3 separate regions of the Mus musculus genome follow, and regions 2 and 3 are each linked to region 1. Evidence: chromatin contacts called from ENCODE Hi-C or POLR2A ChIA-PET data. All regions are on one chromosome and are shown on one strand. The core of a region is the stretch at or near the end of the contact, and the rest is flanking DNA. Distances in the headings are between cores, read along the strand shown. Region 1 holds the start of Tcf7 (transcription factor 7, T cell specific). Region 2 has its middle 12 kb from the start of Gm51894. Region 3 holds the start of Skp1 (S-phase kinase-associated protein 1).

Region 1 (5,050 bases), core at 777-3,276:
TGGGGAAAAAAATTACCCTGGAGGGCAGAATCACACCTCCCCAGCCCTGACTTTTCTTCAGAAATTCGACCCCCAATGACCTGTGTCAGTTGAAACTTCATGGTCTGCCAACTATCATGGAAGCGACATTGCCAAAGTTGGAGTCGTTTATAAACACAGGAGGATCTGCTGCGCTTTGGCTTAGGATGATCTCAATTTCTGTGCAATTTTCTCAGAGAAGTGCTCACCCCAAAGTTAGCCGGGACAACCTCGGAGCTGAGGTCGTAGGGGGAGGCCTCGCCCCTGGGCCCTTCTTCTCCTGTAGGCTTTCCATTGGAGCCCCTGCCCTGCCCCCGAATCTAGAGAAGATGGGGTCAAAATCAGTAGCAAACTGGCACCTGCGGAAGAAGGACTTTAGAGGTGCCAAGGGCGGGTTCTGCACCGCATCTCTATTGCCAAGCTCAGCATTAATGGCCAAGCCCCCCATCGCTGAGAAGGAGGTGAAACGGGCATCCCGGCTGGGAGCTGGAGGACTCAGAAGCCCCGCTGGCAGGGCGCTGATAGGATCTGAGCGCTGAGAAGCAAGGCCTGGTCTCTTTGATCCTCCGCCAGGCAGGCTGGGCCTGGACCGGGAGGGGCGGTGCGGCTGTCTTCCGGCCGGCTTTGCGCCGCTGCCAGGGGTCCTGTGGGGCCGGGAGTCGGAGAGGCGGCCAGTGTCCTCCTTCACAAATTACCCACTGTTGTTTCAACTGCTTTCCCAAGAGGTGGAAGAGGTCTACATTGACTCCAACACCGAAACGTTCTTGAGGCGGAGGTGTGCGACCTTCAGTTTACTGCATGGCTATCCAAAGGGCCTAGTGTCTTACAGAAACAGTGATCGGTCGTGGTGAATTCGATGCTGGGTGCCAAGGAGATGCCACTGAAGACGCGGCCTTAACTAGCGTCTGAGTCAATGGGCTCCGGATGCAACTTCCCAGACTGAGCAGCTGCCTAAAGACCCCAAGAGAGAATTTCGTGACCCATGTGGCCGCCGGAAGTCTCAGTTCCTGGACAGCAGGTTCTAAGCGTCGAACTTAGTTGAAAAAGTCATAGCGGGCTGGAGAAACCACGTGAGTGGCCACGATCCTTCCTCGCCTCGAGCCACCACATGTCATATATTTATAGTGTTTGATTTGCACATGCAACAACAGGCAGGAGCTCAATAAATGTGTGAGGCGCTAATGCTTGTGTCTATGTAAGCAGGCTGTCTGGAATAAGGTCCCTAATCGGCACAGGGATGATCAAAAGGGCAGGTGTTTGTGTGTGTGTGTGTGTGTGTGTGTGTGTGTGTGTGTGTGTCAGGGTCCATCTAGTATCCCGGGGACGTAAGAAGCCTCCAGATTGAGCAAAGGACGCTGTTCACACCAAGGTTCCAAGTCATCCACAGGTTCCACCGGTCTAAGGAACCACCTTCTCCGCAACTTGGACGCAAGTTGTGGCTGTATGATAGTTAAGGAAATGGAGTTCCAGAGTTTAGTAATGGATTTCAGGTTAGAGAATAGCTGGAGAGCGAGCCCTTTAAGATTATTCCCAGTGGGCCTGTCCCGGTCTCTCCAGGGAGGGGAGGGCGGGGCCTGGGACGTTAGCCCCTCCCACCGCGGCCCCGCCCCGGCGCCCGCCCCGCCCCCGGCTCGCTGCCCGCGGTGCCTTTGATGTTCCGACCCGCCGGCTCCCAAAGCTGCTGTGCCCCGCGCCCTCGCCCCGCGCCCACTGGCCGCTCAGGCGGAGTCAGCGTGCGCTCCGCCCGCCGCGCTCCGGGCTCGGAGCCCCGCACCCTGGGCTCGCCGCCTTCCCGGCCGGCTCCGCGCCCCGCACCCGGCGCCCCGGCGGGCGCAGCGCACCATGCCGCAGCTGGACTCGGGCGGGGGCGGCGCGGGCGCAGGCGACGACCTCGGCGCGCCCGACGAGCTGCTGGCCTTCCAAGACGAAGGCGAGGAACAGGACGATAAGAATCGCGACAGCGCTGTGGGCCCGGAGCGGGACCTGGCAGAGCTCAAGTCCTCACTGGTGAATGAGTCCGAAGGCGCGGCCGCAGGCGCCGGGGTCCCGGGTCCCGGCGTCCGAGTACATGGAGAAGCCGAGGGAGCGCCCGAGGTGAGCCCGGCCCGCTCCTCCCCGGAGGACCTCGTCCCGAGTTGGTAGCGTGCGGACCCGCCCCCCCGCGCCACGGTCCTCGTGGGTCCCATCTCTGGAGCCCCTCCTGTTCCCTCCGCTCCTCATGGCCCCTCTGCTTCGCTCTGCAGGCCCTGGGACGGGAGCACACTTCGCAGAGACTTTTCCCGGACAAACTTCCAGAGTCCCTAGAGGACGGTGAGTTTTTGCGCGGCTGGGGAAGAAGGCGCTAGAACCGGGGGTGGGGGTGTGGGGGGCGGGTTTCCCGGGCGCCGCTGAGCTGGAGTCACTTCCGGTGCCCTGACCTTTATAGGAGTAAACAGACCCCCGCCATCTCCGCCTCCCCTCCAGCCCAGGTGACTGACTAATCCTTTGCCTTGAGGAGCAAGCCTTGGCTAAGGTTCCCAAGCAGGAGGGTGGGGTAGGGAGTCAAGTCCCGGTCGCGAAGTGGAGGTCTGGACTCGGGGGTCTTTCCTCAAAAACTTGCCTTTGCGGATATTTCCACCCGTTCGGAGGTCGCTGTTCCCTGTCAAGTCACGAACTTGAAGGGGACCCCTTGGCAGGGTTTTTTTTTTTTTTTTAACCCCCCTCCGGAGCAGACAGCCTTCAGTCCTTAGGAGCAGCTGGCTGGGCTGGTGTCTGACCCAGCTGTGGTTTTTCCAGGCCTGAAGGCCCCGGAGTGTGCCAGTGGCATGTACAAAGAGACTGTCTACTCTGCCTTCAATCTGCTCATGCCCTACCCACCGGCCTCCGGAGCAGGGCAGCATCCGCAGCCTCAACCCCCGCTGGTAAGTGACCGAAGCAGTCAGGCCCTGTAATGGGGCTGGCTACCTACTTGACCACACAGGTGATGCTTGGACAAAAAAGGACTTCTCTGCCCAATTCCTAGATGCTCTTGCCCAGTTAACATCCAGAGGAGTCTGACCCAAAAGGAGATCTCTGAAGGAGCGCCCCGGCTCCAGTCTTTCTCACTTGCTTTTGACCTTTGTCTTCCCAACTTGCTCAAGCAGGTGCCTGTGTTGGCCCACGGTGGGGTTGAAAACGTTTTTGAGCTGAGCCCATGCCATTCCCTAGCGTGATGTGCATGCTCTGAGCTAGAGCTCTGTGGTTAGCTTTTTTTTTTTTCCTTCAGAGAAGCGAGGGAACTCGGGTGTGAGAAGACTGGGTAAGAGACCTAATCTTTTCCGTTGCCCAGTTCCACTGTGTCCTGACTGCCGTGTATAAGTCCTTGCCGAGGACCCATGCCACATGGTGTAGGTTTTGAGCGGGCTGGGCTGCTCTCGCACACACAAGGAAAGGTTTGCTAAATGTAGGACAGATCAGGGTGTTGGTTAGGGGTCAGCAACGTGAATCAGTGTCAGGCTTGGCGACACGGCTGTATTCATCATGAGCCATGGCTTTGGCCCTTCAAGGCAAGCAAAGTGTGAAGGGCTGGTTCTGAGCTGGGTAGCAGCCAAATATGACTTTTGAAAAGTTCTGGGGTTCCTGAAAACTACTGGGATTCCAGAGTGTCCTCAGTCAGGAGTTAGGGTGTACAGGAAGCATGGAGGTCTGTTGGGTGTCGCCGTGAGCCCAGTGCAGGTTGGAGCCCCGGGGTAGAGCCTTGGATGGCGAGTGGCAGACCCATGCAGAAGGCTCCCCGGTAGGGGGCTAGGATAGGGAGTCTAGGCCTCTTAGCCGAGGGAGACCTGGTAGTCTTTAGAAGTGGACTCCATTCTTTACCTGTAAGCTGTGTGTGTTGACAGAATGGTCTGTTTGTCTGTCTGCTTTTCTGCTCTGGGATGGCTTCTGTCTGTCTGTCTCTGCCTTTCGGCTCTGGGATGGCTTGGTAGATGAGGTGCTTCTCTTGTATGTAAAGAGGTGGCTGGCTCCTGACACTGCCACTTGACAGTGCCACATGCTCTAGATAGAGACTTGTGCCCTGTACAAACAGTGCTTAACCAAGATAACCTTTTAAAATCCCCTAATGGGTGTAAAGCCATCTGGGGGTCAGTTGGCAGAACCTACCCCTTTGAAGTCACTGGCAAGCATTGTCTGGGCTGAGACTAGGCTCACTGCGGTAGCCATGATGAGACAAAAGGCAGAGCCCCCAGAACCTTGCTGGCAAGGTGGATGTTCAGGACTGTCCAGCCACACGGGGAAAGGGCAGTGTGGTTTGGAGGTTTACTCACAGATTTAGCCAGAGACATAAGCTGCCCAGAGCTGCCGGAGGTGGGCATGAGTTAGCGGTGTGACTGTTCAGCCTGAGGGTAAGGGTGATGGATCTCAGGGAGGTCCAAGAGCAGGAGAATGGTGGGTTCCCACAGTCAGGACCATAGTCACCTAGTTTAGGGCTCTGCATATTTTGCTTTGGGGGTCCTTCTCAAGCTACAACAGATGAATAACTACACGTCACTGTCCCCCTGCCCTCCTTCTCAGCCACTGCCCTCATCACTGCCTTCTGGTAACATGGGAGAGGGAGAGTAGGCTCTGGTACTGACTTTCCTGGCCATGGTATCAGCTGCTGAGCAGAATAAGAAACAAAGACAGAAGCAGGGGCTTGTGCTGGAGGGGTGCTGGGTTAGGGACATAGATGTGTAGGAATGCAGAGAGACTATTCGTTATATATGTGTGTGTGTGTGTGTGTATGTGTGTATATACACAAGTGTGTGCATGTGTGTAATGTATATGAGGGCAAGCACACCCCGAGGATAACTGAAGTTGGCTCTCTCCGCTGTGACATGAGTTCTGAGGCTGGAACTCACCATCAGGCTTGCACAAGTCGGTTTAGCTGCTATGCCGTCTTCCTGGCCCAAGAGAGAGTCTCTAGCAAACCTGAGAGACCGCGCAGCAAATAAAGGTCAAAAAAGTAAAAGTAGCTGGCAACTCATGAAGGACTGTGGGTGTTCCGAAGATAGTTTGGTTTTACAAAGCAAAGTTG
Region 2 (5,050 bases), core at 1,523-4,022, 64 kb before region 1:
AAGGTCCCTGAGAACAGCCGGCCCAGAGGAGAGTGCGCCCTTAGCAAGAGAAAAGGAAAGAAAGTCAGAGTGTGGCTGCTTTCAGCTCTACATTCTGCGGTGTCCTCTAGTGGTTTAGCCTTTTGAGGCCCGAGTTGCGTGGCTCAGTTGGCCTCTAATTTGTGGCAATACTTCTGCCTATGGAGTGTCGGGACTACAAGCGTGCATCGCCACACTCGGCCTGTGTGAAAAGACATTTCAGAACCCTTTCTCCTTTCCTATCTTGGGAATAAGGATCCCTCTGTATCCAGGGTGGCTTTGAACTAGACCTTGCCCTGCCTCAGCATCCTAAGTGCATGCCCCACCATTCTGAGAGCTTCAGGATATTAAAAAAAAAAATTAGGCTGGGTGTGAAGATACATGTATTTAATCCCATCACTTGGGAGGCAGAGGCAGATGGATCTCTGAGTTTGAGCAAAGCCAGCTTGGTCTGCATAGTAGAGAGGTTGTCCCAAACAACCCAACAACAACAACAACAACAAGCCACATTCTTTTATGGGGTTAGAGAAATGGCTCAGCAGTTAAAAACGCTTGTTGCTCTCGCAGAGGACCCAGATTTTGTTCCTAGCATCCACATGGTGACTCACAACCATCTACACCCCAGTTCCAGGAGATCTGGCGCCCTCTTCTGGCCTCTTCAGGGACTAGGTGCACACATGGGGCATTTATGTACATGCAGGCAAGATGTTCAGGCATATAAGATAAAAATAAATTAGTATTTCTAAATATTTAGTGTTGTAGTAAGTATTCAATCTCAACTGGGGGTTCCTACCCTGCCTGTGATCATTCAGTTCCCAGATAAAAGACACACAACCTTTTTTTTTTTTTTTAAGATGTATTTATTTTATTTATATGAGTACACTGTAGCTGTCAGACACAGCAGAAGAGGACATTGGATCCCATTACAGATGGTTGTGAGCCACCATGTGGTTACTGGGAATAGAACTCAGGACCTCTGGAAGAGCAGTCAGTGCTCTTAACCGCTGAGCCATCTCTCCAGCCCCCGACACACAACCTTTATATTTATAATAAGCCCTTAATGCACTACAGCTGGGCAAATATCTACCCTTTAAGCTTTTATATCTACTTCCCTGTCAATAACCCCGAGTTATAACTTGTCATGTTCCATCTGGGCTGCTCTTAACTCCAGTTGGCCAGCCCTCAAGGCCATATTTTCATGACTCATTTATCCCATAGTATCTTCCCTCTCTCCATCTAAGACTCCCTCCTTGTGGTCTCTCCTCAGACTCCAAGCCCGGGAACCCAAACCCCACCTATCTTTCTTCTGTCCAGTTATAGGCTGTAGGCATCTTTATTCACCAATCAGGGATAACTTGGGGAGCAAGATTACATGGTATCTCTTATGTGTGTGCAGATTCTCTTGTCCCTGGGAACCAGTATTTAGTATTACAATACATACCAAAACCAAACCTCAACAATTTAGTGTGTGTGCAGGGGCATATGTGCAGGTGTGTGTGTGTGTGTGTGTGTGTGTGTGTGTGTGCTCACCCTTGTTGGCAGCCATTCCCATTTAAACCACCACAGCCCTGTACCTTCTTCAGGGTCTGGGACCTGCATGGTAGGAGGAAGCACACCTATGCCCGGACATCTCTCAGCTTCTGTCCTGTCCCTCTCCCTCAGATGTCCCTCGCTCACTCAGCTTCCACTGAAAGTCTTGCTCCCCAGCACTAAGAACTGAGCCAGAACAGGATATGGGAGAATCGGGTGCCGCCGCTGCCCTTGCAAAACTAATAATCAAAGGATTAGATAGACTTTGCTCAAAATGCCGTAGAAATAGCATGTAAAGACTGGCCACAGTGTCACATGCCTGTGACCCAGGCACTCTGGAGTACAGGAAGGATGATCAGGAGTTCAAGGTCAGAGAAAGGTTGAAGTCTGGACCACGTGAGATATTTTCTCATAAAAGCAAAGCGAAACAAAACAAAAATGAAGACTGACTGGACCCACATTTAAACCCAGCACTCAGGAGACAGAGGCAGTTGGATCTCTGAGTTTGAGGCTAGCCTGGTCTACATGGCAAGTTCTAGCCCAGTCAGTGTTATGCAATGAGACTATGTTTAAGAAGAAGAAAAAAGGGCTGGAGAGATGGCTCAGAGGTTAAGGTTAAGAGCACCAACTGCTCATCTGAAGATCCTGAGTTCAAATCCTAGCAACCACATGGTGGCTCACAACCATCTGTAATGAGATCTGATGCCCTCTTCTGGTATGTCTGAAGACAGCTACAGTGTACTTGCATATAATAAATAAATACATGAAGAAGAAGAAGAAGAAGAAGAAGAAGAAGAAGAAGAAGAAGAAGAAGAGGAGGAGGAGGAGGAGGAGGAGGAAGAGGAAGAGGAAGAGGAAGAAGAAAATCAAAATTAAAAAGAAGCTGAGAAAGGCCCCTAGCAGCGTCTTCACCCCATTTTCCTCCAAAGAGGAATGCTACAGGAATGTAATCTGTAGCAGTCTCATAGAAGATTCTAGGCGTAGCCAAACACAGCTGAATACAGCCCCATGAACACTGCAGCCAGAGTCATGGAAGACTAAAGTACAGTCCCAGGGAAGCCGGGCTTAAGATGAAGGTGGCAGTGGGTCAAATGAATTAGATGAAGTGGAAATCGTAGACTTCACGGACTGAAGCTGAGTTTCTAGCTGTAACTGGGGAAAGGGCGGAGGAGGCGTGGCCTCTGGGGAAGATGGCGGATCTAGGTGCGACCATTGGCTGCGCCACCCTCCTGATTTCCACAGAGGCCAATCTTGGGGGAGGGGACAGCCTCTGGGACGCCCACCAATCTAGTCAAGGGCAGCTATTGTGGGGCAAATCGCTCTTGGTGTCCTTTTCTTGTCGGAGATACATAATGATACAGGAAAAGGGGCGAATTGAACCTAGACCAGGTTTCTTCTCAACACCACTGATTGATATAAAATTCCCTGTGTTTGCTGACTCCTCTATTTCTGTCCACTCTGCCTGGCCTTTACTTGGGCTCCCTGGCAGAGATAGAGAGGCTCTTACTAGGTAGCAATAGCTTGCCAACCACGCCCACGGATGTACTTCCACCCACTCACCAAGAGGTGGCAGCACCACCCCAGGTTGCTTGCTTGGAAGCCTGTGTGATCTCTTGAAGAAAATTCATTTTCCTGCAGGCATCAGTGCACTTTTTTCCTGATGAGGAAAGTGGGGCCAGTAAGAAAACGATTAGGGTTGCCTTTCATCCCCAATAGCGTGTTCTGATGGCTCTCTGACCCGATCCCAAAGGAGATTCAGTCCTTGCTTCTGGGGAGCATTTTAGCAACCTCTTGAGGTATTTTTGATCTTCACAGGTTGGGTGTAGGAGGCTGTCATAATTAATCTTCATTGTCAACCTGCCTGGGTTTGGAATCACCTAGGAAACACACCCGTGTGTGGCGGTTGCACAGAGGAGGGAAGACCCTGGATGTAGGCGGTACCATCCCATGACTGGGGGCAGGGACGCGGGGGGGGGGGGGGAGGGCAAGACTGAATCAAACAGGAGGAAAGGAAAGAGCAAACCGACCACTGGCACCCCTTCCCATCTCCTACCCGCAGATGCAGTGTGACTAGAATCCACACACTCCTGCCCCCAAGCCTTCCCCACCACAACGGAGTACCCTCAAACCAGAATAAACCTTACCTTCCTGAAGCCAATCAAGGGATAATGCTGGGGGGGGGGGGCATGGGCAGGCCTCTGTGCCGGACCTTGGAGGGACCAGGCATGCCAAAGTCCTTGCCTTCCTTCCAGGAGATCAGGCTTCAGAGAGAGATGATGTCTCTGTGAAGTGAGAAGTATGGTCTTGGGGACAACTGAGAGACTAAGATAGAATGGCACAGACAGAGATCGACTTTAACAGCCATGATGGAGTGTGGGGCCAGAGATATGGGTTCTGGAAGCCAAGCTCTGCTCTCTGCACGTGCAGCAAGCACTCCTAACCACTGAGCTATCTCTCCAGCACCCCGTGCGTTCTATTTTTCCGTTACTAGCAGTTCAGTGGGTGTGCCTGCACTACATCACTATGGATAGGGGATCGATGTGTTGCATGTGATAGACCACATGGAGGCAATGGGAATTCTTCTTTGGATTCCTTGGGACAGGGCTTCTCTATGTAGCTCTGACTGTCCTGGAACTCGCTCTGTAGACCAGGAGCCTCCAGAGATCCACCTGCTTCTGCCTCTCCAGTGCTGGGATTAAAAGTGTGTGCTACCCCCTCACCCAGAGGCAATAGGAATTCCTTATCTCATGGGACCGCCCCCGTGTCTACTCATCTGTGTCCTCACACAGGGAGACAGGAGCGCCTGCTCTGAAGAAGCTCCAGTGACAAGAGAAGACGTCACCTGCTGGCTTTGAAGTTGGAGGAAGAGGCTACATGGCAGGAACCATAACTCCTCAGGCTGAAGAAGACAAACATAAGGATATCCCTGAGAGCCAGGGAGGAAGCCTGCCTGACGACACTTTTGTGCCTACCCAGGGAAGCCATTTTAGGTTTCTGGCTGCCAGCACTGTAAATATTGTTTGGTCTTGTTGAGACAGGGTCTCAGGCTATAGGCGTGGATGGCCTCATACTTAATGTGGCCCGGAGCGGCCTTGGTCATCCTCTTGCTCCTGTCTCGAAAGGGTTGGGATTCTAGGTGTGTACCAACACTCCTGACTCAAAATGGTGTTTCTTTGGACCACCAAATGTGTGCTAATTCAGAGCAGCATAAAGAAACAAATGTAGGGGTGGTGGGGTGGCTTAGTGGGTAGGGATGCTTCCTGTCAAGCTTGACAGCTGGGATCAGCTTACTCCTTGGAATCCAAAGGGTGGGTCCCAAATGTCCTCTGATTTTCATATTCATGTAGACCCAAACCCTCCCACCACCACCAAATATATAAGCAGACAAACAAATAACTAAAACATAAAAATAACAATATTCTAGCTAGCCACTGCTAGTGGTGTACACCTTTAATTCCAGCTCTGGGGAGGCAGAGGCAGAGGAAGGCAGATCTCTGTGAGT
Region 3 (5,050 bases), core at 1,824-4,323, 51 kb after region 1:
ACCCAGCACTGGGAGGCAGAGGCAGGAAGACTTCTATAAATTGAGGCCAGCCTGGTCTACAGAGAAAGTTCCAGGACAGCCAAGGCTGCACAGAGAAACTCTAACAAAACAAACAAAAAACTCTTCTAAAATGCATTTAGAGCCAGGAGTGGTGGCACAGGCCTTTAATCCCAGCTCTTAGAAGGCAGAGGCAGACAGAGGCCAGCATGGTCTAAATAGCTACATACAGGATAGCCAGGACTACACAGACAGACCTTGTCTCCACAAAAGCAAACTACAAAAATGCATTTAAGTCATAGTGGCAGGCACCTATAAAGCCAGTACTTGAGACACAGGAATTCAGACATCAGGCACACAGCCAAGTTCAAATCCAGCCTAGGTTATGTAAGAATCTGTCTCCAAAAACAAAAACACCCACCAAATATAAATTAATTTAAAATGGCATGGTAGTAGTGTATGCCTTTAATTCCAGCACTTGGGAGTCAAGACACAGGTGCATCTCTTTGAGTTCAAGGCCAGTCTACAGAGTGAGTTCCAGGACAGCCAGGGCTATACAGAGAAAAGTCCTGTAATGCCCAGCTTTTAGATGCCCGAGTGAGGATCATAATTTCAAGGACTAAGTAACATAATGAGGTCAAGCCAGCTTTGGTGGAACTCAGTAAGAGTCTGCTTAAAATGAAATACAAAAGAGGCTGGAGATATAGCTCCTTAGTATAATGCCTAACACGTATAAAGCTCTATTTCAATCTGCAACACCGCCCTCTCCCCCTCTCCCCAAAAGGTGAGCCAAGCAAGTACATCCCATAATCCCAACAGTTTGCCAAATAGAAGGATCAGGAGTTTATGACCATCTTCTTGACACATAGGAAAATAAATTTAAGGTTAGCCTGGTTTTCTTGGCCCCGTCTCAAAAACTAAACTCAACAAATCCCCCCAAAAACAAAAATCCAAAACCTTATCAACTGAGATATAAAATGAGTCATCAGGGAAAAAAAAAAAGCCAAATAAAAACAAATCAGTATTAATACTAAAAGCTCTAAGCCAGCAATTTCTTATCATCAGATTTCCCCCTCATCCCTTCAAAAGAGGATTAATTCAAGACCTCTTTAAAATTCACAAGCAACTTTTTTTCTGATAGTTTTTGTTTTGTTTTTTGAGATAGGGTTCCTCTGTATTACCCTGGCTGTCCTGGAACTTAAGACTAGTCTTGAACTCAGCCATAAACCTGCCGCTGCCTCCAGTGCTGGGACTAAAGGTGGGCACCAAAATCCCTACCTCACATGCAACTAGGCAGGTCTGTGCTTCTAAGGAAGATACAAGCCTTCAATGTTACTCTAAAGGTACTTCTTAAGCATTTCTGGATCTGAGTTGTATTACTAACGCGATTTTTCACAAAAGTACAGGGTTTAGCATTTAAAATAACTACTACACCTATTTTAGGGTCAAACACTTAAGACTCAGCACATCTCCTAAAATATTCATTCAGCTTTCTGAGACACTTGTCCCCAATTCCTCAAGTAAACAAGCTTCAAGAAAGGGGGTTGGGAGAGGTAAAGCTTGTTTTACAATCATCCATTGAAATACCCAGCTCCCACTCATCCATGGTTGAAGAGACTCAAGAGTTCACTTTTCAACTAACAAACATGTCTGCAGAACAGAGAAGTCAGAGCAGCAGACCCTCCCTATGATAAGGCAACAATAAAAGTTAAAATAGGCCAGTTTTTAATAGCAAGACACTGTGTTCTTTTTATGATCTCTAGTACTACAATGAGCATTCCAGAACAAGTCTATGTAGTTGATAAAATTATTTTAAAAGACCACCCCGTATTTCCTTGAAATAATTCACAATAAATAAAGATGTGCTTAGTCATAGTCAAATTTAGGTATTAGGTTACTTGCAAGGGAGCCAGGATCTTATTAAATGACAGGGAGGCAATCGGTTAATCTGTAATTCAACGCACTCTGTAATCCTAGACTTCACTTTTGTTGTTGTGTTGGAATTAAGTGCAAAATTTTTAAGTAATAATGTATGAGGTTTCGATTTGATATGCTTTCAAAAAACCCTTCTTCAGTTCTCTAAGCTCCTAGACTTGGAAATTAATCATCCAAGTCTAGCATGAGAATTCTAGTATACCAGACTTTAAAAACAAACCTGTTTTAAGTGACTCGAAATTCTGACACTTGTTACTACACTGCAGGACGGAAGAGACTGCATTGTTCTATGCCACAATACAGTCTACTGTAACATTCTGCTGAAAAACTGAGTCTCCAAACCTGAGGACTCCGTGAAAAAGTGAACCAGAAGGCAGGTTTTAGCACTATCCCTTAAAAAACCCAAACACCTCAGGTTTTAGCGTCAAATGCCACACACCTCAGACGACAGTGTCTATTACAGTAACAAGTTCAGAGACTGCAGAACGTGACAAAACGCAAAGAAACATTGGGAGTCTGTTACCTGCATATTCGGTGGTTAAAAAGGTGAGACCAATAAGGAGCTAATTGACGCCAGATACAGGAGAAAAGGGAGGGAGCCAAGAATCAAATGGCAACGACAGCCACCACCTGGAACGGCCCAGGACCCCTACTCAAAGCCTCGCTGCCCACCCGGCCTGGAGCGCGGAGCAGCAAGCCTGTCGCTAAGGCAGGCCCGGTACGAAGCCTGGGCCTTCCAGTCGCGTTTGGGGCCGACTGACGTCGCCTGCAAAGCGGCAGGCCTGCCACAGGGCTCGACTCTCTTCCCTGAGCGAGCGCCGAAAGGATGGGAGACCCTTGAAGGCCTGACTCGGCCTCCTCGTGCCTCCCGCGGTCCGGGGGTCTGCAACGGGCCGCACGGCGCCTCAGGATACGAGGCCAGGTCGCCTCGCCGCCTCGTGCACTCCACAGCCAACGCGAGGCTCCCACCCAGCCCCTCCCTCGAGGAACGTGTCCGGCTCGCGGGTTGCTACTCACGGTGCTCCGTCTCAAGACCGCAGGCCCGAGGCTGCCGGACAGAGTTCACAACCACAACGAAGTATCGAGAACAAGGCCACTCGAGCGGCGCCGCGCGGCGTCGCCTTTTATAGCAGCGGGACGCAGGCGCCGAGGACCCCGAGCCCGTGACGTCACACAGCCGGCCGGGCTGGCCGTTGAGATCGCCTGACGGCAGTCGAAACACAGGCGGCAGACCCTGAGCGCCGCAGAGGTCTCCTGGAGAGGTGCTGAGCGGCGGCGGGTGGAGGGGTGGCTGGGCAAGAGAGGGACGTCCTCCTTACTCCGCTGGCCTAAACAGCGCCATGCTCTCCTTCAAAGCGGACTCCGGCACCGGCTGGGAAACCATCTCGACCCGAAGGGTCTTTCAGGCATGGGCTGTCTTAAACGGCTTGAAAGACCCCAGTCCTGGAAAAGCCTGGAAACAACAAACCGCAAAACCGGTTGTGGGTGTGTGTTTTCCTTAAAGGAGTCGCCTCAGCCTGACCACCGTTACTCTCCTAATAACCTAAGGAAATAGAATTGAGTTTGCTGACCAGGGGTTCAGGAGTTGAACCTTCTCTACTGATACTGAATTAAATATATATATATATATACATGTATGCCATGTTGAGACAAAGGTGTTTCTTTAACCTAGGCGGCTTAGAATTCTTAAATACTCCTGACATGGTACACCTGCTTATTTGATTTTTAAAGTTTTATTTTCTTTGCATTTTAAGACGGGACCCTGTTTGGCACAGAGTAGCTGTAAATTCAGTATGTTGACCAGGTTGGTCTAAAATTCATGATCTCCTTCCACCTGCGCTGGGGTCACAGGCATTTTCACCACATATATACTTGCCTGAAACTCTTGTTGTTTTGTTTTGAGACAGGGTCTTACTATATAAGGCTTGGAGCTCGCTATTTAAACTCAGATCTGTCTGCCTCCCAATAGCCAGCTTGGAGATTCGAGGCTAGGACCACCCTGTTGGCTAATCTTCACCTTTATTTCCTACCTTTGAACTTTGAAGAGGCTTCCAGGCCCCCAAATAGCCATTGTTGGAGTGAAGCGCCAAGCCTGGAGAGAGTCAATGTGAATGTAGCATGGAGGTTACATTCTTTGGGTAACCATGCTCTAGGCCAATCTGTGAGGCCAGTGCTGGGGATCCATCCAGCAATGAACGGGGACAGTCAGGCTCAACCTGAACAGGCTATGCTGTACAGGCGGCTCAAAGAAGGCTGTGATAAGGTCGCTAGAATGAAACAGCTTTGAAGTAAAGGGAGAGGCCTGAAAGCACCCATCTGGCCTCAGCCCAGCCAGGAAGAGGGCAATTGCCTGCCCTGCCCTGCCCTGCCCTGCTGTGTCTAGGGAGCATCACTAGCCCCACCAAGGCGCCAGGCTCACCTAACCAGTGAGCACATGATTGGTATTCCTGGCACCACGAAGACAAAAGACTTTTCCACACAGGGCCTCCTAAAGAAACCAGAGACTACAGCTTCTCTAGGACAAGACTGGGCAGAGAGACCAAGCAATGGGTTGAATTACCAGGTCTTTGTCTGCTGGTATCCAATGTCTGCCAGGTGCCAGAGTCGATGACAGAAGATGAAAGACCCACAGTTCTCAGGCTTTTTATCTGCAGCGCTGCCTGCCCTTCACAGCTCCGGCTTCGGGCCTCCTAGGGAAGGCCCACTAGAGAGCCTTTTCCTCCACGTGCCATAAACTCGGTGGGCTCCTTAAACAGTCCTGGGTCATACAGCGAGCCTAAGAAGCCAGCACACTGCATGGCACAAAGTATATGGTTTTCCCCAGAGGTCTGAGAGCCTCCAGTAACGGAATTAACAAATGCTTAGAGCAGAAAATGGAGATTTGGGTGCTGGAACAAAGCTTAGCGTGCCCAGGCCCCTGAGTTCAATCCTTGCCATGCTCAGACTATTTAAGGTGCACGATAGTTCACAAAAGATGCACAAGAAATCCTTTGCCTAAAGAAATGGAACTAGCAGCTGGGGCAAACGTAGGGTGATTGATATATATATATATATTCCCACCATTTGGATATGGGTTCATAAGCGTGTATTATATATCAATTTTCTACCTGTAATGGAT

Evidence for each region. Hi-C counts contacts between places; a loop is a spot of excess contacts on that map. ChIA-PET counts read pairs that join two places held with the same protein, here RNA polymerase II (POLR2A).
Region 2: POLR2A ChIA-PET joins it to region 1 with 18 read pairs in embryonic stem cell. The contact joins the enhancer-like site here to the promoter of Tcf7 in region 1. A Hi-C loop is called at or near these places in 20 of 37 maps with a recorded cell type or tissue (CH12.LX, Patski, T-helper 1 cell and 7 more). POLR2A ChIA-PET finds 5 or more read pairs at or near these places in 4 of 5 experiments (Patski and embryonic stem cell).
Region 3: POLR2A ChIA-PET joins it to region 1 with 23 read pairs in embryonic stem cell. The contact joins the promoter of Skp1 here to the promoter of Tcf7 in region 1. A Hi-C loop is called at or near these places in 1 of 37 maps with a recorded cell type or tissue (heart). POLR2A ChIA-PET finds 5 or more read pairs at or near these places in 2 of 5 experiments (both embryonic stem cell).

What each region holds. Positions count from the first base shown.
Region 1 is chr11:52,279,990-52,285,039 of GRCm38, reverse strand. It overlaps Tcf7 (transcription factor 7, T cell specific), which reads left to right and starts at 2,026. Exons shown (of 11, transcript NM_001313981.1): 1 at 2,026-2,112; 2 at 2,262-2,328; 3 at 2,794-2,918. The coding sequence starts at 2,823.
Region 2 is chr11:52,344,512-52,349,561 of GRCm38, reverse strand. No RefSeq gene overlaps it. Among named protein-coding and RNA genes, the nearest start is that of Gm51894, 12 kb to the left of the region's middle. Within about 2 kb of position 2,772, at least 3 of the 3 ENCODE cell types and tissues checked have a DNase peak (open chromatin) inside an H3K27ac peak, as active enhancers do; they include gastrocnemius, heart and left cerebral cortex, where a contact is called at or near this core.
Region 3 is chr11:52,230,018-52,235,067 of GRCm38, reverse strand. Skp1 (S-phase kinase-associated protein 1) reads right to left here and starts at 3,073. Exons shown (of 6, transcript NM_011543.4): 1 at 2,950-3,073.